2 separate regions of the Homo sapiens genome follow, and region 1 is linked to region 2. A link is a contact called in ENCODE Hi-C or POLR2A ChIA-PET data. All regions are on one chromosome and are shown on one strand. Each heading gives the region's core, a stretch centred on a gene start or an enhancer-like site at or near the end of the contact. The rest is flanking DNA. Distances are from core to core; before and after follow the strand shown. Region 1 holds the start of CNTN3 (contactin 3). Region 2 overlaps CNTN3 (contactin 3).

Region 1 (3,130 bases), core at 614-3,113, 150 kb before region 2:
GGAAATGCAGGGGGCCTACATGCTGACTTTGCTGTAGGGAGCGGCACCTTGCATCTGACTGACCTGGGTCTTACCTCTTGTCCTCAAACCCCCTCTAGGAGAGTTTTTCCAGAAGTTCAGATTTCATTCTGAATTGCAGAGGACCACGCACGTATCTCTTGAGAAAATGATCAAACGTGAGAAAGTGCAGTTAAACCAGGCCTGGTTTGCCCAGGTTGCTTCTCTTGATGAGGTGTTGCTTCATTCCATCTGCAGGAATCACAGGGAGAGGATCAAGGAGAGGAAACAGGGCCATAAACTGTCAAGTCTAATTAAATGTGACTAGATTATTTAATATGAAGGGACAACGTGATACATTTTAAAAACAATGTCAGAGAATTATAAAATGAAAAGTATAAAGTCTCCTCTGCTCCAATTTCAGTCTCACTCACTAGGACTAACAATTGTTAACAGTATCCTTAGACATCCTTTCAGAAATTGTGAATGCATAAATATGGATACATACACACAAAAGGGTGCGTGCGTGTGTGTGTGTGTGTGTGTGTGTGTGTGTGTGTGTAAGTGCTTGTAAGCACAAAAACGGTACAGGTACCAACTTTCCTGTGCCGATCAACAGTACATGTCCCAAGTTCTCCTAACAATACCGTTTATTTATTTTTTTATTTATTTAGAGACAGGGTCTCCCTCAGTCTTTTGGTCTGGAGTGCTGTGGCACAATCATGGCTCACTGCAGCTTCCACCTCCTGAGCTCGAGTGATCCCTCAAGTGCTCCTCCCACCTCAACCTCTCAAGTAGTTGGGACAACAGGTGCGTGCCATGACGCCCACCTAATTTAAACTTTTTGTTTGTTTGTTTTTTGCAGAGACAAAGTCTCCCTATGTTGCCCAGGCTGGTCTCAAACTCCTGGGCTCAAGAGATCCACCTGTCTTGGCTTCTCAAAGTGCTGGGATTACAGGAGTGACCCACCTCCGCCCAGCCTCTAAGGATACCTCTTGGAGGTCATTTATGCCAATACTAGTAGATGCACCTTTCTCTCTGCCGCTGTATGTCTCCACTGTATTTTATCAGCCACTCTCCTAATGAAGGACAGGTAGGTTGTTCCCAACTGTTTTTCGTACAACTAAAGTTGCAGTGTTTGCACGGGTTTGACTGGAAGTAAGTCACCAGCGGTTCAGCGCAAAGGCTCAGGACTGCAACAGGCTTATTCAAGTCCGGGTTCTCCAACCCACCACTGTGTGTATACTTGGGCAAATAAAGGTGGTAAGATCTACTTCACAGGGTCCTTGACAGAATATAGTTGCGATTATTCTCACAACTGACTCATTGAAACTTTAAGCAAACCAATTTCCTCATCACTAAATCCGGGAATAATAATAGATCCAGGTTGCTCTGGGGACTGCATGAACTAATTGATTTAGCGCAGTCCACGACCTGCTACCTAGTGAGCCCTTAATAATTATCCGCTTTAATATTAAAATTGGCAATCTTTGCGCACTTGTGGGAGCGCAGCTGCAGGAGGCTTTTCTAGAAGTGGAATTCCTGCCTTAACCCCGTGTTCCGAGGGCCCTAACTGCGTGGCACGAGGCCACCCGGAGGTGACACGGTGACCGCCGCCCAGCCCGCGCCGCCGCCCAGGGCCCTGCGGAGGCCGGACACACGTGGGTGCACGCGGCCGAGCGCAGGGCCGCGCGGGGTCCGGCCGGCGCAGAGGCGCTGGGGGCGCCGCAGACGCGAGGCTCGGGACCCAGTTGGCTGCTCCGCCGCGCTCCCCGCCCCTCCCTCCCTCCAGTCCGCCCGGTCTCCCCTCCCTCCAGCGTCCGCGTCGGAGCCGGAGCCGGAGCCGGAGTGGCGGAGGCACGGGCAGTGCTCGCTAGGCGCCGGCAGCAGCCACAGCAGCCTGGCGCTTGGCGGCGGCGGCGGTGGCAGCGGCGGGCGGGCTGGCGCCGTGGACTGGGCCGGGAACCGTGCGGACGAGGGTGCTGCGCCTGCGGCGGCGGCGGCTTACGCGGGCGCGCACGGCGGCCCCCCGGGCCCGGACTAACTGCGGCGGCGGCGGTGGCGGCGGCGGCGGCGGCGGCGGCGGCGGCGAGTGGGCCGTCGGGGCGGGCGTCTGGCGAGCTGCAGAGACCAGGTAAGTCCGGGATGCCCGACTCCTGGCGCCGGCCGGGCCACAGGGATGAGCCACCTGCCAGGGCAAACTTTACGCCCTGGCTTCATGGCTCCTCAGCCCCGAAGTTTGTTTGCAGGGAAATGCACCTGACGGGTCGAGAATAAAAGATGCTTCTCTCATCGGACTTGCTCTGGGGAGATTATTTTTCCCCTTCTGGGGCGAGGATTGGTTTCGGGTTGGGAAGGCTGCATCCCCAGCTGGAGCGCTGAAAATTGAGTGGTAGGTCCCTTGGGCTTGCCCTTCGCGCAGTGGATTTGACCAGTTAAAGTTGGGGGAAAAAAGTTGTGACTCCTAGGGATGCTGAGGAACAATTCCAGGTGCATGATGCAGAATGTGGGAATGTGATACCTCTTTGCTGGAACCACCCCCCAGGCCCAGATTCCCAGGTCTGAGAAAGCTAGGGTGGCCGATTCTTTCATTAGCGATCAAGTTTTCTAAGCTGCATTTTCTTTCTACTCACAGATCAGCAGCTTGGGACGGAGTTCCCCGTCGCGTTTATTTGTCAGGTTTACCCTGCTGCGCTGTAGTCCAGGTTTCCTGAGCTCGGACCCTGGTTTCAGCTGTTTCTGTGTTCTCTGAGGAGCCTGCAAAGCTAACCAAGCAGGTAACAGAATAGCAGAAACAGAAAACCAGGAAGTGCCAACCGGGCACCGGGGTCATAGCACCATCAGGAATTTTTTCTGGTCGCGTGAAATGAACGAACAGCTTCTGGGCTCTGCTTGTGCAAAGCTCCGTACAACTCTCCAATCCGTATGTCTTTCCCTGTATTGCATTTGCTTATTGATTTACAACAAGGAGATGTGTCCAGAGGTATTATTTAATAACAAACGGTGTCCGCTACGGTAAGGACAGCAAACCTCCTTTCAGAGGCAAAGAAAGGGGAACAGAGCTCTGGGAAAGGGGTAGCCAGTCTGCTAACCTCAACCCAAGATGCAGGGAAACAGAGCTAGAAAAAGCAAC
Region 2 (3,086 bases), core at 4-2,503:
TTGTACTTCGGAACTTTAATTTCAAAATCCCAAAAGATATAGTTTTAAAAAATGGAATATATCATCACTTTGGTTATTTAATTTGGTAGAGTTATTAATAAAAATTTCCCATAGAGAACACTAATCAGTTATCTTCTTTATATGTGCAGACTGTGATTAAAACTGCTGTCTGTCAATTTCCCACTAAGTTTTTATTTCTTTGCACTCAGTAATACTAATACATAATGACGTACAATCAATAGGTACATTCATTTCTTTTATGTATCTTTTTTATTCCTAATATCTTGATTGTAGCCTCTTGATGATCAAGTTGAAAATTTTTATGTTAAATACAGTCTCAAGTTATTAAATTTGTTTTAATGCATTCACTGAAAATCTCTTCTAAAAATCTACATTTAGCTCCAGGTTGTCCAGTAGACAACTTGTTAATAAAATGTCACATTCAACCCACAATTTTTAGGTACATTTTCCTCCATGACAACTCATCTCGGCCTTAAGTTCCCATTAGAATAGGTATTAATGAGAAGACATATAATTATACATTTTCCAGTTTTTTTCTAACACCAAAACAGTTATGCCTCTTAATGCATAATGATACTTTCAGCATAATAGTTGGGGAATCGATATAAATTTCATTATCATACTTTCTTCCGTTTTTGACTGTGAACTATGAACATCTTTGTTATTGATATTTTATCCATGGTTTTTCTAACACTGTATTTTGGTGTTGTCAGCAGCTCAAAATCCTTTTGTCTTCAATAGGCCCTGAGTCCGTGTGCAAGAAAGTGTCCAGCAAGACTAATGTTATGCCACTTAACATGTTTATCTTTCTCCTTCATCTGTAAATTCTTCCTAAGTTTTCTCTGCTCTTGGTGTGACTCACTTGCCCTCCCACTAAACTCACGTATTTTCTCCATGTTTCTCTCCTTCTGACAGCATCTTTTTGTGTCTGCTCAGGTTCCACTTGCTTTAATTTGGACTCTTTCAGTGACAAGCAATAGAAACTCAATGCAGAACTGGCTTAAGCTCTACAGGGAATTTTTGGCATCTGCAGCTGAAAAGTCTTGGGTAAATTGGCTATAGTCCTAGCTGGATCCAGGGGTTCAAACGGTGCCTTCAGGCCTTGGTATCTCTCCATCTCTGCTTTTTTCTCTATTGGCCTCATTCTGGGGCAGCCTCCACCTCCTGGATGTCAGCCAGCATCTGAATTTAGCAGTCTCAGGAGACAGGAACTTGCTTCTCCTTCAGGGTTCAGACACAAATCCCAGGCATAAGCTTGAAATAGGAGCCCTGCCTATCCCTGGACAGCCCTGCGACCTGGTGTCCTCACACACTGGCAGGGTGGGGCAATGGAGGGTTCTGAAAGTAAATATGCTGTTGTCAGATAGAGGGGTGGATGCTGTAAAAGCAAAGACATGTATTGTGCTACAGACTTTTCTTTGTATGGAGAAATGCATTTTTTTGTGTGTACAATGACTTCTGGATAGATATAAGAAGAAATGGAAACAATCCTCAATTTATCATTCTTTCTAGATTCTTCCATTAGAAGACACCAGCAGAGAAAAATCATTTCAGTGCTGTTTAATTAATTGAAGGCTGTAGTTGGATCCTTTCCATTATTTTCTGTTTTTACCTTTTATGGTCTAGGTTTTTTGTTTATTTGTTTTTGTTTTAAATCATGTACCAATCCCCACACTCTTTGACTGAGTCGTGAGTGTAATAGTAACGATAAAGACCTTTTTGTTGTTGTTGTTGCTTCTACCTGTCCGCACGATACTTAATACTCCTTGGGGGATCATTTGGTATTCTTTGTATCCCCGGAATGGAACACAAAGTCTGGTGAAAAATAATTTTGGAAGTTAGCTTACAGGCCTGCTGTGTACCAGCCACTTTTATAAGTTAAGATCCAGTTAGTTTTAATAGGAAACTGACATTGTCAGAAGGTTCTTAGGGAATGTTTATTTACAAATTTGAACAGGATCAATGGTAATAGAAATATTAAAGCAAGGTACATATACTCTTGGCTAGAAATCACCATGACTTTTCCCTGTGGATTTTGTTTTCAAATTCAACAGTTGTGTCATGTGGACATCCAAATTTAGGTGCCTCTTGATTTGATGCCATAGAAAGTGTGTAGCACCAACTATGAATGATTGTTAATATAAATCAATTAATGAATAATAACTTGACTCTAATTAAACCTCTAGGTCTAACTGCCCATTTAGGGGATAGAAGTACAAGTTAAAGACATTTTAAAAAGAGATGCCATTAACCTATTTTATATTGTAATTAATTTAACAGCACAAATGACTGATTTTCTGCAATAGATAAATGGCATGAGCAAAGGAGGAGGAGGAGAAGGAGTGCAAAACTGCTACAGATTTTTAAAATATTATGCCACAAACTCATAACTATATAATATGGATTTTTTTTCTGTGTAGTCACTTTTCAGATGCCACCTACTGGATTTAGTAGCTCCTAATTAAATATTTGTGACTAATGTCCTCTGGACCAGGATGTAAGCACTCTGGGGCTTGGCAGCTGGATTTTAAGCTGTAAGCATATCCTTCCACTGACATTCTTTCCTTTAAATCCTTCTGCCCATCTCATGCCAGACCACTGTCATTATACATTTCTGCTTTTATATCTGTATATACCATCAAGTATTTCAACAAAAAAGAAATCAGAATATATTAGCTTGGGTTCTATAACCAAGTTTATTCAGGGAGTAACAGATGATACATTCAGTTGAGAATTATGGGGGCTGCTTAATAAATGTAGATTTTATGATTTTTTGCATATGTATTTTTGAGCTATTGTAATTATAAATTATACTTGAGCAATTATTATGGACCAAGCACAGTACTAATGAAAGCTTTTATATAGTTATCTCATTGTATCCTTATAACAACTCTATGAGGTAACACAGATTGTAGGAGGGGAGCTGTATTGAAAGCCTACTATTTTTCCTTCTAAAGTTCATGCTTTAACTACTGCATAGATTTTTGACTCTGTTGAAAAAGTACTATGGAGAGCATTTAAGGCCCAGCTAAGTTTAGTAGGCAACTGACATTGTCAAAGGGTTC

What was found. Hi-C counts contacts between places; a loop is a spot of excess contacts on that map. ChIA-PET counts read pairs that join two places held with the same protein, here RNA polymerase II (POLR2A). Pooled maps may share reads with other maps.
Region 1: a map of aorta shows a loop between it and region 2 (4-fold over the local background). The contact joins the promoter of CNTN3 here to the enhancer-like site in region 2. A Hi-C loop is called at or near these places in 3 of 168 maps with a recorded cell type or tissue (aorta, ascending aorta and kidney) and 4 of 50 pooled maps. POLR2A ChIA-PET finds 5 or more read pairs at or near these places in 1 of 52 experiments (AG04449).

Annotation. Positions count from the first base shown.
Region 1 is chr3:74,613,392-74,616,521 of GRCh38, reverse strand. It overlaps CNTN3 (contactin 3), which reads left to right and starts at 1,863. Exons shown (of 23, transcript NM_020872.3): 1 at 1,863-2,131. It overlaps LOC105377166 (a long non-coding RNA gene), which reads right to left and starts at 2,719. Exons shown (of 3, transcript XR_007096257.1): 1 at 2,631-2,719; 2 at 75-249.
Region 2 is chr3:74,463,983-74,467,068 of GRCh38, reverse strand. All of the region lies in intron 4 of CNTN3 (contactin 3), which reads left to right. Among named protein-coding and RNA genes, the nearest start is that of CNTN3, 150 kb to the left of the region's middle. Within about 2 kb of position 1,253, at least 2 of the 41 ENCODE cell types and tissues checked have a DNase peak (open chromatin) inside an H3K27ac peak, as active enhancers do; they include ascending aorta, where a contact is called at or near this core.